Linked DNA regions of Homo sapiens: region 2 is linked to region 1. Evidence: chromatin loops called from intact Hi-C (ENCODE). Cell type or tissue: K562. All regions are shown on one strand. Links, peaks and the distances in the headings refer to the core of each region. The heading gives the core; the rest is flanking DNA. Region 1 overlaps EYA2 (EYA transcriptional coactivator and phosphatase 2). Region 2 holds the start of LOC124904919 (a long non-coding RNA gene).

Region 1 (8,332 bases), core at 30-8,029:
TTTCTAGAAGGTGCATTCAGATCCCTTGCACATTGCTTTGATCACCTCCAGGCGATTCATCCCCTCAGCGGGGAGTGAAGGATGCTGTCGTGTTCATGTGGTTGCTTGTTGCTATTTGTGTGAGTTTTACTTTGCATAAGGTGCTATGCAAACTCACAGCAGAGGAATCTAATAATTCGATTTTTCATCTTACAAAGACATGAAAAATCTTGGCCAGGTGCGGCGGCTCACGCCTGTAATCCCAGCACTTTGGGAGGCTGAAGTGGGTGGATCACTTGAGGTCGGGAGTTTGAGACCAGCCTGACCAACATGGTGAAACCCTGTCTCTACTAAAAATACAAGAATTAGCCAGGTGTGGTGGCTTTAGGAGCTATCAGCTGGTGGTCCCAACTACTCGGGAGGCTGAGGCATGAGAATTGCTTGAACCAGGGAGGTGAAGGTTGCAGTGAGCTGAGATCGCAGCACTGCACTCCAGCCTGAGAGACAGAGCGAGGCTCCATCTCAAAACACACACACACACACACACACACACACACACACACACACAAAACAAAATAAACAAAAACAAAATCAGAAAAACCCAAAGAGATGAAAAATATTTGTTTTCTCCATGAACATTGGGACTTCCTCCTCCTCCTGGTGTCAGATCTTGGCTTTCCGCCACCACACTTCTCAGTGACTCCAGCCTCCCTTGCACTTTCTTTTCTTCCTTTGAGTCCACTGTCTGCGGCACTGCACGAGCTCCTAAATTCTTACTGGGAATCCTTTTTCTCAAACCAGACGGACATCACTGTCCCTGGCAGGGGCAACACAGCACCATGGGTAAGGGCAGGGTCTCTGGAGCCAGGCCACCTGGGTCTGAATATTGCCACTGCCAACTATGTGACTTGGGCTGTTCACTTAGCCACTCTCTGCCTCAGTTTCCTCATTTGTAAAATGGATGTTATGAACTGAACGTTTGTGTCTCCTCCCAAAATTCATATGTTGAAAATCTAACCTCCCTATGTGGCTGTATTTAGAGGTAGGGCCTCTAAGGAAGTAATTAAGTTTAAGTGAGGTCACAGGGTGGGGCCCTAACCCAATGGGATTGGTGTCCTTGTTAGAGGAGACACCAGACAGCTGTTTTCTCTCTCTGGCTCTCTCTCCATGTACATGCATTGAGGAAAGGCCGGGTGAAGACACAGCAAAAATGCAGCCATCTGCAAGCCAAGAAGAGGGCCCTCACCAGAAACCAACTTTGCCAGCACCTGGATCATGGACTTCCAGCCTGCAGAACTGGGAGAAAGAAAATTTCTGTCGTGTAAGCCACCCGCTCCATGGTATTTTATTAGGACAGACTGAGCAGACTAGTATAATGGGGATCATAATAGGATTAAATAAAGTGAAACATACAAGCCAGCTAGAACAGTGCCTGGTATGTAGTGAGTGCTCAGTAAATGTCAGTTATTATTGAGATCTGGTTCAGACGAAGAAGTGGAAAGTCAGCCAAGTTAAATACCTCCTTCAAGGTCTTAGAGCTCAGAAGAATCAAGGTCAGAATTGGAACTTAGGTCCTCTGATCCCAAATAGTATCCCATTCCTTCCACGGTGCCAGGCCTCTTAGTGGATGGCACTCACCCGGATACAGCCATGCTCCTTCATGTCGCACCTTCACGGATTTAGCCATAGAGGAGTCCCCACTTTCACTAACTTCTCAGTCTTTTTTTTTTCTGAGATATTCTTGCTCTGTCACCCAGGCTGAAGTGCAATGGTGTGATCACAGCTAGCTCACTGCAGCTTCAACCTCCCAGGCTCAATTGATCCTCTACCTCAGCCTCCCAAGTAGCTGGGACTATAGGCACTCATCACCATGCCCGGCTAATTTTGTTTTGTTTTTTTTTGTATTTTTTGAAGATATGGGGTTTTGTCATGTTGCCCAGGCTGGTCTCAAACTCCTGTGCTCAAGTGATCCTCCCGCCTCAGCCTCCAAAAGTGCTAGGATTACAGGCATGAGCCACTGCGCTTGGCCTCCTCATTTATCTTTACACTGATGCTCTTTCACAAACCTACGCTTCATCCTGGGCATCATTACCTATGACATCACTGGTTTGATGTACTGGTCATTTTTCCCCTAAAACACGAGTAAGAAAAAGCCATACATTTAACAAAGTGGTTTTTTGTTTTGTTTTGTTTTGTATTTTAATTAAGAGCAAACCACATGAAACCTGGATCATGCTGTGCACAAGGCATCCATAAATACTGCTCAGCTGACTGACATCTCTCAGGGACTCAGTGTGGTGGGCATTTGGGTGGGACAATTCCACTTTGTACAAGACTGTCCAACATATTGGGTTGAGTGGTATTGCTGGCCCGGCCTCTAAAAGCAAACAGTGCTTTCCCTTCATGTGACAACCAACTACCCCAACCCCCAGTTTCTTTCTTTTTTTTTTCTTTTGAGACAGAGTCTCAACTGTGTCACCCAGGCTGGAGTGAAGTGGTGTGATTTTGGCTCAATGCAATCTCTGCCTCCCACCCACCCCCAGTTTCTTTTTTTCTTTTCTTTCTTTTTTTTTTTTTGAGACTGAGTCTTGCTCCATCACCCAGGCTGAAGTGCAGTGGCGCGATCTCGGCTCACCGCGACCATTGCCTCCTGGGTTCGAGTGATTCTCGTGCCTCAGCCTCCTGAGTAGCTGGGATTACAGGCACCCGCTGCCACACCCATCTAATTTTTGTATTATTAGTAGAGACGGGGTTTCACCATGTTGGCCAGGCTGGTCTCGAAGCCCTGACCTCAAGTGATCTGCCACCTCAGCCTCCCAAAGTGCTGGGATTACTGGCGTGAGCCACCATGCCTGGCCCCACCCCTAGTTTCTAATGCGCCCCCCTATCCATCCAAGGGATGGGGCTGCCCTCAGGTGGGAATGCTGGTCTAGTTAAACACACTGACACTAATGTGAATGAGAACATTCAGAATGCCCACTCTTTGAGAAAAAAAAAAAAAAAGGTACACTCCCCTGTCCTCCCAACACACAAATGACACTGCTAAGGAGCAGGGCTGGTAATTCACAATACAGGTGGTAGGAGGTATGTGTACAGCGTGGAGGAATAATCCAGGGCAAACATGCCAGACTAGAGGATCTAGCAAATGAGGAGAATGGGTCAGAGTCCAGGCACCCGGCTGAGGTTGCAGAACCAGAAACCAGGATTTGAGGAGAAGAAAATGCAGTAAATGGAAATTGAGGTCTGTAAAATAGGAGGTGAGAATTAAGTGCTGGCAGGAATCTGAGCTCTTCGTCGAGAAGAGGTCCCTGGATTGCTAACCTCTAGAGTTCTGCAGATAAGAGAAATACATCCTGTTTTGTATGGACGACGTTAACCTACTTAATTTCTAATAAAGTCAAAGGCACATAAACAAAGTCAGTTTCCTGAAAGTTAGAAATTCCAGAAGGCAGTTGTTACCATGGATGGGGTCGTAGGGCAAGATCATCAACCGTCAAGAAACAACGATTTACTGATCACCTACTATGTGCCAGTTATAGCAGTGAACACAGTGGACATGTTCTCTGCCCTCCTGGAATACACAGCTGGTGGGGAACACAGAATTCACATCAATTACTTTAAATAATTATGAAATGGTTACAAAGAGTACAAAATGTACCGCATAAGTATGAGGCGTCCTGGGAGCATATGATGGCAGAATCTAACCTTTTGAGGGGAATCGGGTAAGACTTCCCTAAGGACATGGAACTGGTTCAGAGATTTAAGAGGTGCATAGGAACTGGCGAGGCCTTGGACCTTGAGAACAAGAGGAGGGGAGAATGGTGGGGAAGCGTGTTCCATACAGAGGGCATGGCGTGGGCAGAATCTTAAGGTAGTGGGGAGCATGGATGTTCAAGGAATTAAAAAAAGACCATTGGATCTGGAGTGGAGCAAATGATGAAAAGAGTAGGAGAAAAAGAGTCTGGAGAGGCAGGTGGGGTCAGTCCATAATAGCTCACTGAAGAGCTTTTTTTTTTTGAGATGGAGTCTCGCTCTGTTGCCCAGGCTGGAGTGCAGAGGTGTGATCTTGCCTCACTGCAACCTCTGCCTCCTGGTTTCAAGCGATTCTCCTGCCTCAGCCTACCGAGTAGCTGGGATTACAGGTGCCCACCACGATGACCTGCTAGTTTTTGTATTTTTAGTAGAGACAGGCTTTTGCCATGTTGGCCAGGCTGGTCATGAACTCCTGACCTCAAGTGATACACCTGCTTCGACCTTCCAAAGTGCTGGGATTACAGGCGCAAACAACTGTGCCCAGCCTACTGAAGAGTTTTAAGCAGGTGACATGTTCAGCTTTCCTTTTCACCTCTCTGGCTACTGTGATGAAAACCGAGGAAAGGTGTCAGGATGAGACTGCCAGCTGACCCTCAATACCCAATTCACTTCCCCCTTTATTAGTAGCAGTTTTTATTGGCACGTGACTGTCCAGAATAAAGACTACATTTCCCAGGCTCCCTTGCCTTGGAAGGTGTGGCCAAGTGACTATGTTAAGGCCAATGGGGTGTGAGCAGAAGAGAGAACTGCAACCGCTGGGTGGTGCCCTTCTCTGTCTCTGCCTCCTTTTCCCTGCTGCCTGGAATGTGCCTGGAATAGGTGGCTCATGCCTGTAATCCCAGCAGTTTGAGAGCCCAAGGCAGGAGGATTCCTTGAGACTACGAATTTGAGACCAGCCTGGGTAGCATAGGAGACTCCATCTCTACAGAAAATAAAAATATTAGCGGAGCATGGTGACGCCTGCCTATAGTCCCAGCTACTCAGGAGGCTGAGGTGGGAGGATGGCTTGAGCCCAGGAGGTCGAGGCTGCAGTGAGCCATGACCATGCCACTGCACTCCAGCTTGGGTGACAGAGTAAGACCCTGTCTTTCGGGGGGTGGGGGAAAAGGAAGCCGCTGTGCCTGGGCTTCTGGCATGGAAGAGCTGCCTTTCTGGCCCTAGACTGTTCACATTTCAGATTTCCTCATGAGAGAGAAACAGATCTGTGTTGTACTTAAGCCTCTTTATTTTGATGAGCTTGTATCCTAATTCATAGACAGCAGGGGGACAGTGAGAAGGCCGTGATGACGTCCAAGAGAAAGATGATGGTGACTTAGACCACAGAGGTAATGGCAAGGGGAGTGAAGAGAAGCGGACAGGGGCCAGGACCAGAGAATGCAGCAGAAACTCAGGTGAGGCAGGATGACGCCAGGTGCCTCCAACCTCAGCCACTGCTGTGCGACCATTGACTCCCTGGCCAGATGCATTAATTCCACCCTCCTGGGGCCAAACTCTTTGCCTCCCTCTTACTACTGCCCTCACCATGCCAGCCCCTGGACATCTTCTTCAGGGACAGCACCTCACTCAGGCACACCTCCTGGCTTCCAGAGGACACCCTGACATTGACAGATTGCCTGCTAAGGCAAGGGAGAGCAAGGAAGGCCCCCTCCTCAGTCCTGCTGCATCTTGCCTGCAAATCTTGCGTGTGTGTATGTGTGTATGTATGTATTTATTTACTTATTTTGAGATGAAGTCTTGCTCTGTTGCCCAGTCTGGACTGCAGTGGTGTGATCTCGGCTCACTGCAACCTCCGCCTCCTGGTTTCTGCTGCCTCAGCCTCCCAAGTAACTGAGATTACAGGTGCACGCCACCCTGCTTGGCTAATTTTTTTTTTTTTTTTTTTTTTTGTATTTTTAGTAGAGATGGGGTTTTGCCATGTTGGCGAGGCTGGTCTTGAACTCCTGACCGCAAATGATCCACTGTCTCAGCCTCCCAAAGTGCTGGGATTACAGGCATGAGCCATCGTGCCTGGCCCAAACTTGTGTTCTTTTAATATATACCAAGAAGAATGTGATGCCCAGCAGGCAGGGGGTACCTAAGACAGTTCTTGTCAACACACCTGCCATTTTAACCAAGAGGATGGGGGCCGTTACAATCTTTAGGGCCACCAAACGCCATGGATGTGGATAGCAAATCACCAGAGAGTTTCGGTGGTGTGATGAGCTGATAATGAAAATCTGCAACTGGAGAGTCAGCCTATCTTCTCTGTCTACTTTAGATCCCTTTTCTTCTGGCTTTATATCTATTTATGATGCCTTTGTTTATAGGTACCTTTGCTTGTTAACTTCTTTTTCATGCCCGAACTAAATGTCCCCTTGCTGAAATTTGGAATCATCTTTAATCACACTGCCTATAAAATTTCAGCCATTCAACATAAATCTAGGTTTTAAATGTATTTTAAATTAAAGTTGTGACATCTCAAAACATAAATAATACTTGTTTTTTTTTTTTGTTTTTTGGAGATGGAGTCTCCCTCTATCGCCCAGGCTGGAGTGCAGTAGCACAGTCTCGGCTGCCAGGCCTCCCCAATCTCTTCTTCTCACAGGGCAGGGCTGAACAGTATCTCCTCCTGGCTGCATCCGAGCCCAGAAGTCAAAACCTAAGGGGTCCCTGCTTGGCTGGGACAGAGGCCGCAGACCTAGGTCCAGCTCTGACTCGACAGTGGCACATCCCTGTGAAGTAGGGCTTGGGGGCTTCCCATGAACAGCTTTCAGAGTGAGTGCAGTAGAGTGGGGCTGGAGGACAGTTTTGACAGATCTTGAGCAGGTGCTTGAATTTTAACCCAACATCCACCCTTACCCATGACCCAGGTGACATTTCAGAGGAGGGTTCACCTGCCCTGCAAAGTAAGAGCTGCAAAATCAGCAGCTCTTGCACAAAGGCAAAGTGGCAGGGAGCAGGGGAGGGAGTGTCGATATTTATGCCCAAGCTGCAGCAGTTGGCTGGGACCCAGGCCTGGTCTGCTCATGACTGTCATCATCTTTGTCATATTTCTGTTGCCTATACTTTTATAAAATGATTGTAAAATCAGGGGTCGGCAAGCTAGTTATAGTTTTCTAATTCACAGTAAAATAAATATGTAGCAATTAAACAATTTGCCCTGGTACCATAGAACCCCCACTTGCCTATCCCCAGGGACACATGTAGCCCCTGTAGCCCCCTGGTGGAAAGGCCCCCACATTGGGCAGGTATGCCAGGCTCTGTGCTGACTGCTTTCACATAGCTCCATCCTTACAGCCCTAGATGGTGGGGGCTTTTCTTCCACCCATTTAACAGATGAGCAAACTGAGGCTCAGAGGGATGGAGAGACTTGCCCAGGTTAGGAGATGGTGGATCCAGGACTCAACAGCAGATGGAACTGATTAGAAGGCTTTTGTCCTCAACTTGGGACATGCGTGCAGAATATCCTAAGATACAGCTGCATGTGGCACCTTCTGTGTCCCGGACCATTTTTTTTTATTCTTTTTTTTTTTTTTTGAGACAGAGTCTTGCTCTGTCGCCCAGGCTGGAGTACAGTGGGGCGATCTCTGCTCACTGCAGCTTCCGCCTCCTGGGTTCCAGTGATTCTCCTGCCCCAGCCTCCTGGGTAGCTGGGATTACAGGCGCCTGCTACCACACCTGGCTAATTTTTGTATTTTTAGTAAAGACGGGGTTTCACCATGTTGGCCAGGCTGGTCTTGAACTCCTGACCTCAAGTGATCCACCCGCCTCGGCCTCCCAAAGTGTTAGGACTACAGGCGTGAGCCACCGCACCAGGCCAATCCTGGACCATTCTTTAAACCCCACAGATTCTTTCCCCTGGGAGTCTGGAAGTTGCTGATTTAATGCGGATGCCTGCTTCAATCCTTGTCCTCTGGAGTCTGTTCTCCACCAGGCAGCCAGAGGCAGCTTCTGAACCAAAGTCACATCATGTTGTTCCAAACCCTCCAGTGGCTTTTGTCACCCTTGGCTGTTACCCAAAGCCTTACAATGGCCCAAAGGCGTCACCCTCATTGCCCACCACAATTCTTCCTGTTCCCTCTGCTTCAGTCTTGCTGGTTTCCTCCCAGTTTCTGGAGCCCATCAACTCTAATCATACCTTGGCCTTTGCACAGTGCTTCTATCTGGAACACTCTTCACCCAGATATCGGCATGGCCTCCTCCTCCACCTCCTTCAGGTCTTTGCTCAAAAGTCAGAAGAGCCTGGGTGCGGTGGCTCACACCTGTAATCCCAGTACTTTGGTATTTTGGGGGTTGAGGAGGGTGGATCACTTGAGGTCAGGAGTTCGAGACCACCGTGCCCAACAAGGTGAAGCCCTGTTTCTACTAAAAATACAAAAATTAGCTGGACATGGTGGCGTGTGCCTGTAATCTCAACTACTTGGGAGGCTGAGGCAGGAGAATCGCTTGAACCCAGGAGGCAGAGGTTGCAGTGCGACAAGATCGTACCTCCAGCCTGGACAACAGAGTGAGACTGTCTCAAAAAAAAAAAAAAAAAAAAAGTCAGAGGAGCCTCTCCTGG
Region 2 (8,332 bases), core at 157-8,156, 380 kb after region 1:
AATCCTGTGGGCTCTAATCTTAAAAAGCATCCCGAATCTGGTGTCCACTGCCACCACCGTCTCTCACCTGAACTACTGCGGTCACCTTCTCATTGGTCTCCTGGTTCTGTCCTTGCCTGGGGAGCCTCTTCTCTGTACAGCAGCTAGAGAATCCTGTTAGAACCTAAGTGGAACTATGTCCTGCCTCTGCTCAAAACCTGGCTGGGCACGGCGGCTCATGCCTGTAATCCCAGGACTCTGGGAGGCTGAGGTGGGAGGATCACTGGAGCCCAGGAGTTCAAGACCAGCCTGGGAAACATTGTGAGACCCTGTCTCTAAAGAAAACAATAAAAAAAAAAATTAGCTGGGTGTGGTAGTGCATGCCTGTAGTACTACTCAGGAGGCTGAGTGGGGAGGATGGCTTGAACCCAGGAGTTCAAGGCTGCAGTGAGCTATGATTGCCCCATTGCACTCCAGCCTGGGCAACACAGTGAGACCCTATATCTGAAAACAAACAAACAAACAAACAAAAAACCCTCCAGTGGCTTCCATCTCATTCCAGGAAAAGCGGAGTCTTTCTGATGGCTTGTAAGACCATCTTGACCTGCCCATAAACTTGTTGAACCCGTCACTCACCAGGGATGCCCAGGGTCCTTCATGGTTGGCTTGATTCTGTTTCCATCCCATCTCTCAGTATTTTCTCCTCCCATCTCTCAGTATTTCTCCAGCCACCTGGAATTACTTAAAGACCCCTGATGGTTCCAGGCTCGGCCTTGTCACAGAACCTTTGTGTGTACTGTCCCCACCTCATTCACTGGCTTAGTTTCTAAGCTTCCCTGAGATCTTACTTGTTTTATGCCCCCTTCCTTCTCCAATCCTTCTTTTTAAGGTTTCCAGGAATGCAGAGAAAAAAGCAAAAACTAGTGGAAACTGTTACTTCATGTGACTAATTCCCCCACCCCCCAGGTTTCTGGACTTTTCTCCTCCTCCCCTAGCTGCACAGATGAAGTGGGAACAGATATATTAATACTTATATCCAATGACTATGCTTCCTGGTCACAGTTGATTGGTCCAAAGTGGACCAATCAGAGTCCTTCCCTGGGAATGTGGAATGTGACGTAAAGATTTGAATCTTGGTCTCACTTCACTTTTATGTTTCTCTCTCTCTCTCTCAATCTTTTGCATAATCTCTTTATACATAATTTTACATGAAGGAATACATGTAATGATGTGCATTCCTTATTCCCTTATTCCTATTTCCTCACTCTTTTATCTACATTATCCCTGTGGCCCAGTGCTAGAGACCCAGGTTAACAACCCAGCATGTGTTCTTTCAAACTATTTTTATTTGTGCTTATATTTGCATCTGTGTTTTTATGTGATACATATGTATAGACTCACAAATATACGCGAATTAATTGGGATTTTTCCATCAGTCTTTGTTTTATAAAAATGGGATTCTATTTTACACTCTTTTCTACATTCTATTCTTTTTTCTTATTCAAAAATATCTCATAGAAATGTCTCCAAGCCAACGAATAAAGCTTTAACTTATTCTGGCAAATAAATGGTAGCATTTATTTGCAAATAAATAGCACAAGAAAGGATGGCTATTATTCTGTGAGTAAAAGCAGAGAAAGTGGGTCCGAAGATGGAGGGAAGAGAGCAGAGACCCAGAGAGGAAGACTGAGAGAAGCCACAGAGATAGGTGCCCTCTGAGTCAAGCTGGCATAAAGCCAACTGGCCTCGCAGCCTCAGGGCTCCAGGACACCCCACGCCTTCTTTATAAGAAAGTGGCCCTGTAGGGGTTTCAGGCAATGTGGTGGGTATCAGTTGGTTGTAACTAACAGGTCTTAACTAACGCAGGTGAATCTGCAATGGTGCTTTATATGGCTATTTGGGCACTTTATGGACCTTGGGGAATGAAGGTAGGGTTAGTCAAATTCCTCTGTCGGCCGGGGGTGGTGACTCACACCTGTAATCCCAGCACTTTGGGAGGTTGAGACAGGAGGATCATTTGAGCCCAGGAGTTTGAGACCAGCCGGGTCAACATAGTGAGACCTCATCTCCACAAAAAATTAAACAATTAGGCAGGTATGGTGACACACTCCTGTAATTCCAGGTACTCGGGAGGCTGAGGTGGGAGGATTGCTTGAGCCCCGGAGGTGGAGGCTGCAGTGAACTATGATCATGCCACTGTACTCTAGCCTGGGCAACAGAGTGAGATCCTGTCTCAAAAAAAAAAAAAAAATCCTTTCAATGACATATTGTCATAATTGGTTCAGACAAGCTCTAACCCTTGGTTGATTTGTTCATTCATGTGTTAATTCTATTTTATTCCATCCTTTGCTTCCAACTCCTGCCACTGTCAGCTGCCCAGATGTGTTTTCTTTTTCTTTTATTTTGTATGATTCGGGATAACATATGCGAGCATTTTTGTATGTGTGTGTGTTTTAAGTGTGCCACATTATGTGATAGACTCCCTCTTTTGTTTATGTGTGTGTGTTTGTTTTGTTTTTCATCTTGGGAGCAACCCACAGCTGTGCTCGTGTTTATAAATCTATTTAGTTCCTCTAATCTCCATTCCCCATTCACCTGCTTCCCCCTGGCACGCTTGAGTTATCCTTTTGTTTGTAGGCAGTTTGCAAAATACCTATAATTGCTTTGTGTGCATCTATTTTACCTTATGTAAAATGGCATTGAGCTGTGTTGTCAAGACCTCTCTGTACTGCTGTGCACACATCTGGGGCACTGCTTGTAACCATCCCATAAGATGCTTAGTGCACACCTGGCACATTTTACTTATGGTCAAAGAATGACTCTGAAACATTTAGCTAGTTATCTGCATGCTGTTTAGCTCTGACATGAAGAAGACTCATGTTCCTAGATTGTTTCAAGCAACAAAGGCAAAAACAGAATTTTGAGAGCAAAGAGGTCAGTTTGAAAAATTCAGTTTGAGTTGTTGACTAGAGGAGATGAGGAAGCTAATTTGGCCGTGTATGGGTTTGTTTTTGTGTTTTGAGATGGGGTCTCACTCTTGTTAGCAGTAGTAGTTATCTGTACGGGTCTGCAGCAACCTCAGTTCTTGCCTCCTCAGAAGACAGAATTCGACCGAGGCGCAGAAGGCAGAAGGAGCGGCTGAGGCAAGTTTTAGAGCAGGAGTGAAAGTTTATTAAAAAGCCTCAGAGCAGGAATGAAAGAAAGGGAAGTGCACTTGGAAGAGGGCCAAGCGGGCAACTCGAGAGACCAAGTGTGCGACCTGACCTCTTGACTTGGGGTTTGATATGGTGGCAAGCCTCAGGGGTCCTGCGTTCCTTCTCACCACTCCTGAGATCTTATTGGGAAGCCTCTGGCCACCCATTTCAGGTGTTTTCTATCTATTAAGGGACTGCCTTTCCCTCATGCCAGCTGTGGCCAATTATTACTTTAGAAAGCCAGTTAACAACTGCCTGACCGTCACCTGATGGTTGCGTGACACTCCTGGTGTGTGTTGAGGAGGATCCTCTCCTGCCCTGCTCATACCTGACCAGCTACCTACTATAACGCTCCAGCCCCCAGGCTGGAATGCAGGGGTTCTCACTGCAGCCTGGAACATCTGGGCTCGAGTGATCCTCCCACCTCAGCCTTCTGAGTAGCTGGGGCTACAGGTGCATGCTACCATGTCTGTTTAATTCTCTTTTTTGTAGAGATGGGGTATCACCGTATTGTCCAGGCTGGTCTCAAACTCTTGGCCTCAAGCGATCCTCCTGCCTCAGCCCCCTAAAGTGCTGGGGTTACAGGTGTGAACCATCGCGCCCAGCCTGGATTTTCCAAAAACCTGCAGAGTATGAGTGTGGGGCGGTCACGATGCCTCTGAGCAATGAGCAAGAGCATCTCTCCGCCAGCTTTTCCACCTGCGGTGTCCAGGTGGGCCCATTCTTCCTAAGAACTTCTCCCACCATCAAAGGGAGGGACTCCCAGGGTGCCTGCAGCTCTCACCACCCCCAACCATGTTGCGATGAACATCCACACCTGTAGGTCCTATGCAAGGATCTCTAGGCTGTGAATTCTCAATGGGGGTGATACAGCCCCCTGGCGGGCGAGAACTGATTCTTAACGCGTCGGAATACTCTTTGTTTAAAATTGTGGCAGAATACACATAAAATAAAATTGACCATTTTAGCCATTTTAAAATGTGCAGCTCAGTGGCATTGAGTACATTCACATTCTTGTGCAACTGTCACCACTGTCCATCCACAGAAGTCTTTTCTACCCATCAAACACTAACTCCACATTCCCCGCCCTCCCAGACGCTGGCAACCACCACTCTACTTTCTATCTCTAGAATTCTGACTACGCTAGGTACATCATACAATATTCTACAAATACTGTAGAATCACACAATATTTGTCTTTTGGGGACTGGCTAATTTCACTTAGTATAGTGTCCTCGGGATGCATCCATGTTGTAGCATGTGCCACAATTTCCTTCCTTCTTAAGGCTGAATAATATTCCACACTATGTACAATAGCACATTCTGTTTATCTATTCATACTATTCATATCCATCAATGGACACTTAAAAATCTTACTTTTTTTTTTTTGAGACAGTCTCTCTGTAGCCCAGGCTGGAGTGCAGTGCTGCAATCCCAGCTCAGTGCAACCTCCACTTCCTGGGTTCAAACAATTCTCCTGTCTCAGCCTCCCGAGTAGCTGGAATTACAGGTGCACACCATCACACCCAGCTAATTTTTGTATTTTTAGTAGAGACAGCGTTTCACCATATTGGTCAGGCTGGTCTTGAACTCCTGACCTCAGGTGATCCACTCTCCTCGGCCTCCCAAAGTGCTGGGATTACAGGCGTGAGCTGCCATACCCAGCCAAATCTTACCTTTTTTATGTATAAAGCACACATATACCTACAGCACACAAACAGATATGTATGCAATATCTCTATAGTTCTAAAATTTCATTAAAGGGGGAATTAGAAAAAAAAAATCTTAAAAGGCTCCTTAAGGGATAATGACTGTTGACGCTGTGGACCGGATAATTCTCACTGTGGAGCTGTCCCGTGCATTGGACAATGTTTAGCAGCACCCTGAGCTTCCACCCACTGGATGCCAGTAGCACCTCCTTCCCAGCTGTGACAAACAAAAATGTCCCCAAGCATTGCCATGTGTCCCTAGGGGTGCAAGATCACCAAGGTTGAGAACTGCTGCTCTGGGCCCTGCCCCAGAGGGTGGGCTGCCTGTTGAGAGCCTGTGCATTGTCACTTTCTCTGAGTGCTGCCTGGTGGCTCTCCTGAGGGGCCATCCTTTTACCAGCAGTGCCCAAGCATTTCCGTGGGGGAGAAAGTTTCATGGTGGAGCCTGGGCTAAAGCATGGGGTGGCCCTGAAATGAGCCAGAGGAGGACAAGAAGCCTGCCAAGTTCAGCACAAAGGCCCAGGGTTTCTTGGCACAGAGTCCTGGTGGCCTCTGGGTTACCTTACCCAGCAGTGTGATCAGAGATGACCAACACCCTGACCCTGTTCGTTCCTGGGCGTCAGGCTCCAGAGGGCACCTTGAATGGACAAAGCTCAGGTGTTTACTTCTAACAATACTCCTGTCACTCCTCCCAGCCACTTCCCCACCTTTCCTGAGCACGTCCCCCACCCGACACCCCCAAGTCTTTGTATGTATTCATTCCTCTAATTGACAGGTATTTATTGAGCAACTACTAGATGCCAAGTACAGTGTTGTGCTCTGAGATACGATCGTGAATAGGGCTGGCCAGCTCCCCATCCCAGCCTCACCCAGGAGCTTTCAGAAGGCTGAGGTGCTCTCAGGTCTGCACCCCCTCCAGCCTGGGGTGTCAGCAATCCTGGAGAAGGGACACCTAAGCTGAAACCTCAAGGGTGAGTCCAACCTGTTTCTATCAGCTTTGGATAACAGCAACGATTACAATAATGCTGGTCCCTGAACTTACCACGTGCCAGCCACTGCTTCCAGCCCCTCTCCAGTGGGTCCCTGCCCATTCCTGGGCATCAGGAACTGGAGGACAAGCCAGGACCCTCAGCAGCTTCTAAAGCTGTGCATCATCCGCCCTTGCTCTTACTTCTCCCTGACCTCACCTTCCAGCACTTCTGCTGACTCACTTTATTCCAGCCACACTGACATCCTGACAGATCTTTCCAACACAGCAGGCATACTTCTGCTGCAGGGACTTCGTCTGTGCTGTTCTGGTCACCTGGAATATACTTTTCCTCACCTTCCTCAGGTGACTGTTCAAATGTCACCTTCTTGTCATTCTACTTGCCATTATAGTCCTTCTCCCTGCCGGGTCCCACCTGGAAGCACTGCTTTATTTTTCTCCTTCCCACTGAGCACCATCCCCCATTTCCTGTATTTTATATTTTCATCTTGTCCGTTTGTCTGTCTCTTGTTTGTCTGTCTCTCCCTATGATATGGTTTGGCTCATCTTGAACTGTAGCTCCCACAATTCCTATGTGTTGTGGGAGGGACCCAGTGGGAGGTGATTGAATCATGGGGGCGGGTCTTTCCTGTGCTGTTCTTGTGATAGTAATTAAGTCTCGTGAGATGTGATGGTTTTACCAAGGGGCGTTCCCTGCACATGCTCTCTTGCCCACCACCATGTAAAAAGTCCTTTTGCTTTTCCTTCATCTTCCGCCATGATTGTGAGGCCTCCCTAGTCATGTGGAACTGTGAGTCCATTAAACCTCTTTCCTTTATAAATTACCCAGTCTTGGGTATGTCTTTATTAGCAGCATGAGGATGGACTAATACACCCCATTAGAAAGTAAATTCCTTGAGGGCTGGGATTCATCTGCCATGTTCAGTGCTGTACTCCCAGCATTTGCAACCAAGCCTGGCACATAGTAAGTGCTCAAGAAATATGTGTTGGATTGGCTGGGCATGGTGGCTCACAGCTATAATCCCAACATTGGGAGGCCAAGGCAGCGAATTGCTTGAGCTCAGGAGTTCAAGACCAGTCTGGGCAACATGGTGAAACCCCATCTCTACAAAAAATACAAAAATTAGCCAGGCATGGTGGTGCACACACCTGTAGTCCCAGCTACTCAGGAGGCTGAGGTGAGAAGATCCCTTTAGTCCGGGAGGTGGAGGTTGTAGTGAGATCACGCCACTGAACTCCAGCCTGGGTGACAGAGCCAGACCCTATCTAAAACAAACAAACAAACAAACAAACAAAACTGTTGCATTATTGAACTGCATATACTCCTCCCAAAAGCCCTACGAGTTTGATCAAAACCACCTGGAGAGCCTGTGAAAACAGATTCTGAATCAGTGAGGCTGGGGCTGGGTTCGAGATTCTGTGGTTCTACAAGTTCTCAGGGGATGCTGATGCTCCTGGCCCTAGGCCACACTCTGAGCAGCAAGGACTTAGTGGCTGTGACCACCGTCCGCTTTACAGATAGTGAAATAGCCCACACAGGTTAATGACATTGCTAAAGGCACTGGCTTTAAGGAACGAGGATGAGTTTGAAGTCTGTCAGGCTCCCACAGCTGATGTTGATGACAGTGACCACCCTACTGTATTGCAGACTCCAAGGCTGAAGCATCCTTCAGGTGCTTGCAAAACTGAACTCTCTCTAAGTTTTCCAAGAGAGAAGATCATGGATACCAACTCAGGGGCTCTGTGACCAACTTTGGAGGCCTGTCCTGCAGTGCAGCTCCCAGTCTGACCACAGATCCTAGGACCTCAAACTGTCTTCCTCCATGTGCCCTCCACGTCTCTCTTGTGCTGGGATTTGCGTGTGTGTTGGGAACCATTCAGAATGCTTTCTTGGCATGTTGACAATGAAGGGAGCTCTCTCTGGGCCAAAGCTTGCACTGGGTGAGTGGGAGCTGGTAAACTTGATAAGCCAATTGGGAGGAAATTTGCAGCATCATCTCATTAGAAGGTCAAGGGCATGCTCTCACGCTTACCTGCCCCCAGAGCTCTAGAGGAAAGCCCAGAGAGGAGGGCAGAGGTGGTCATTTTATCCAGAGCCTTCTAATTCCTTGGTTCCATCTGAACTCAATATCGCAGAGATGGACTCTTGGACACGCTCTCATATTGCCTCTCAGCTCTTTACCAGGGGCTAATTACAGAGGCTGCTATTCCCAAATCTAACTAACCTTGCCCACGATCAAAGCACAGTCTCTCTCTCCCCAGGCTGATCTATATAACGGCGACCTTGCTGCCCCAGCTCAGTGCAGCCGCCAAGCTCATGGCCATCTCCGCATCTCCATTTCCTCGGTACTGACTGCCCTCTGAGCTGTGCCCCCGCCCGAGAACCCACTCCTAGTTCTGGTTTCTCTCACAAGCAGCCCCATAAAGGCTGGTGAGGCCACATCTGGAAGGCTTGAGAGGCTG

What was found. A loop is a pair of places that touch in the nucleus more often than their neighbours do. Peaks named below come from ENCODE experiments on the same cell type or tissue, not always from the same donor. Only the 100,000 strongest peaks of a DNase experiment are listed, where the experiment ranks them.
Region 2: it touches region 1 in a loop (6-fold over the local background); 18 of 110 quality-filtered maps call a loop at or near these places.

What each region holds. Positions count from the first base shown.
Region 1 is chr20:47,147,035-47,155,366 of GRCh38, reverse strand. All of the region lies in intron 10 of EYA2 (EYA transcriptional coactivator and phosphatase 2), which reads right to left. Among named protein-coding and RNA genes, the nearest start is that of MIR3616, 16 kb to the left of the region's middle. In K562, for the core only: a CTCF peak has its summit at 4,535; a DNase peak (open chromatin) is centred at 4,526; H3K27me3 peaks cover 2,977 bases.
Region 2 is chr20:46,768,743-46,777,074 of GRCh38, reverse strand. It overlaps LOC124904919 (a long non-coding RNA gene), which reads left to right and starts at 5,705. Exons shown (of 2, transcript XR_007067617.1): 1 at 5,705-5,852. RefSeq lists an enhancer at 1-184. In K562, for the core only: a CTCF peak has its summit at 4,053 (motif pointing left); a DNase peak (open chromatin) is centred at 4,034; H3K27me3 peaks cover 1,428 bases.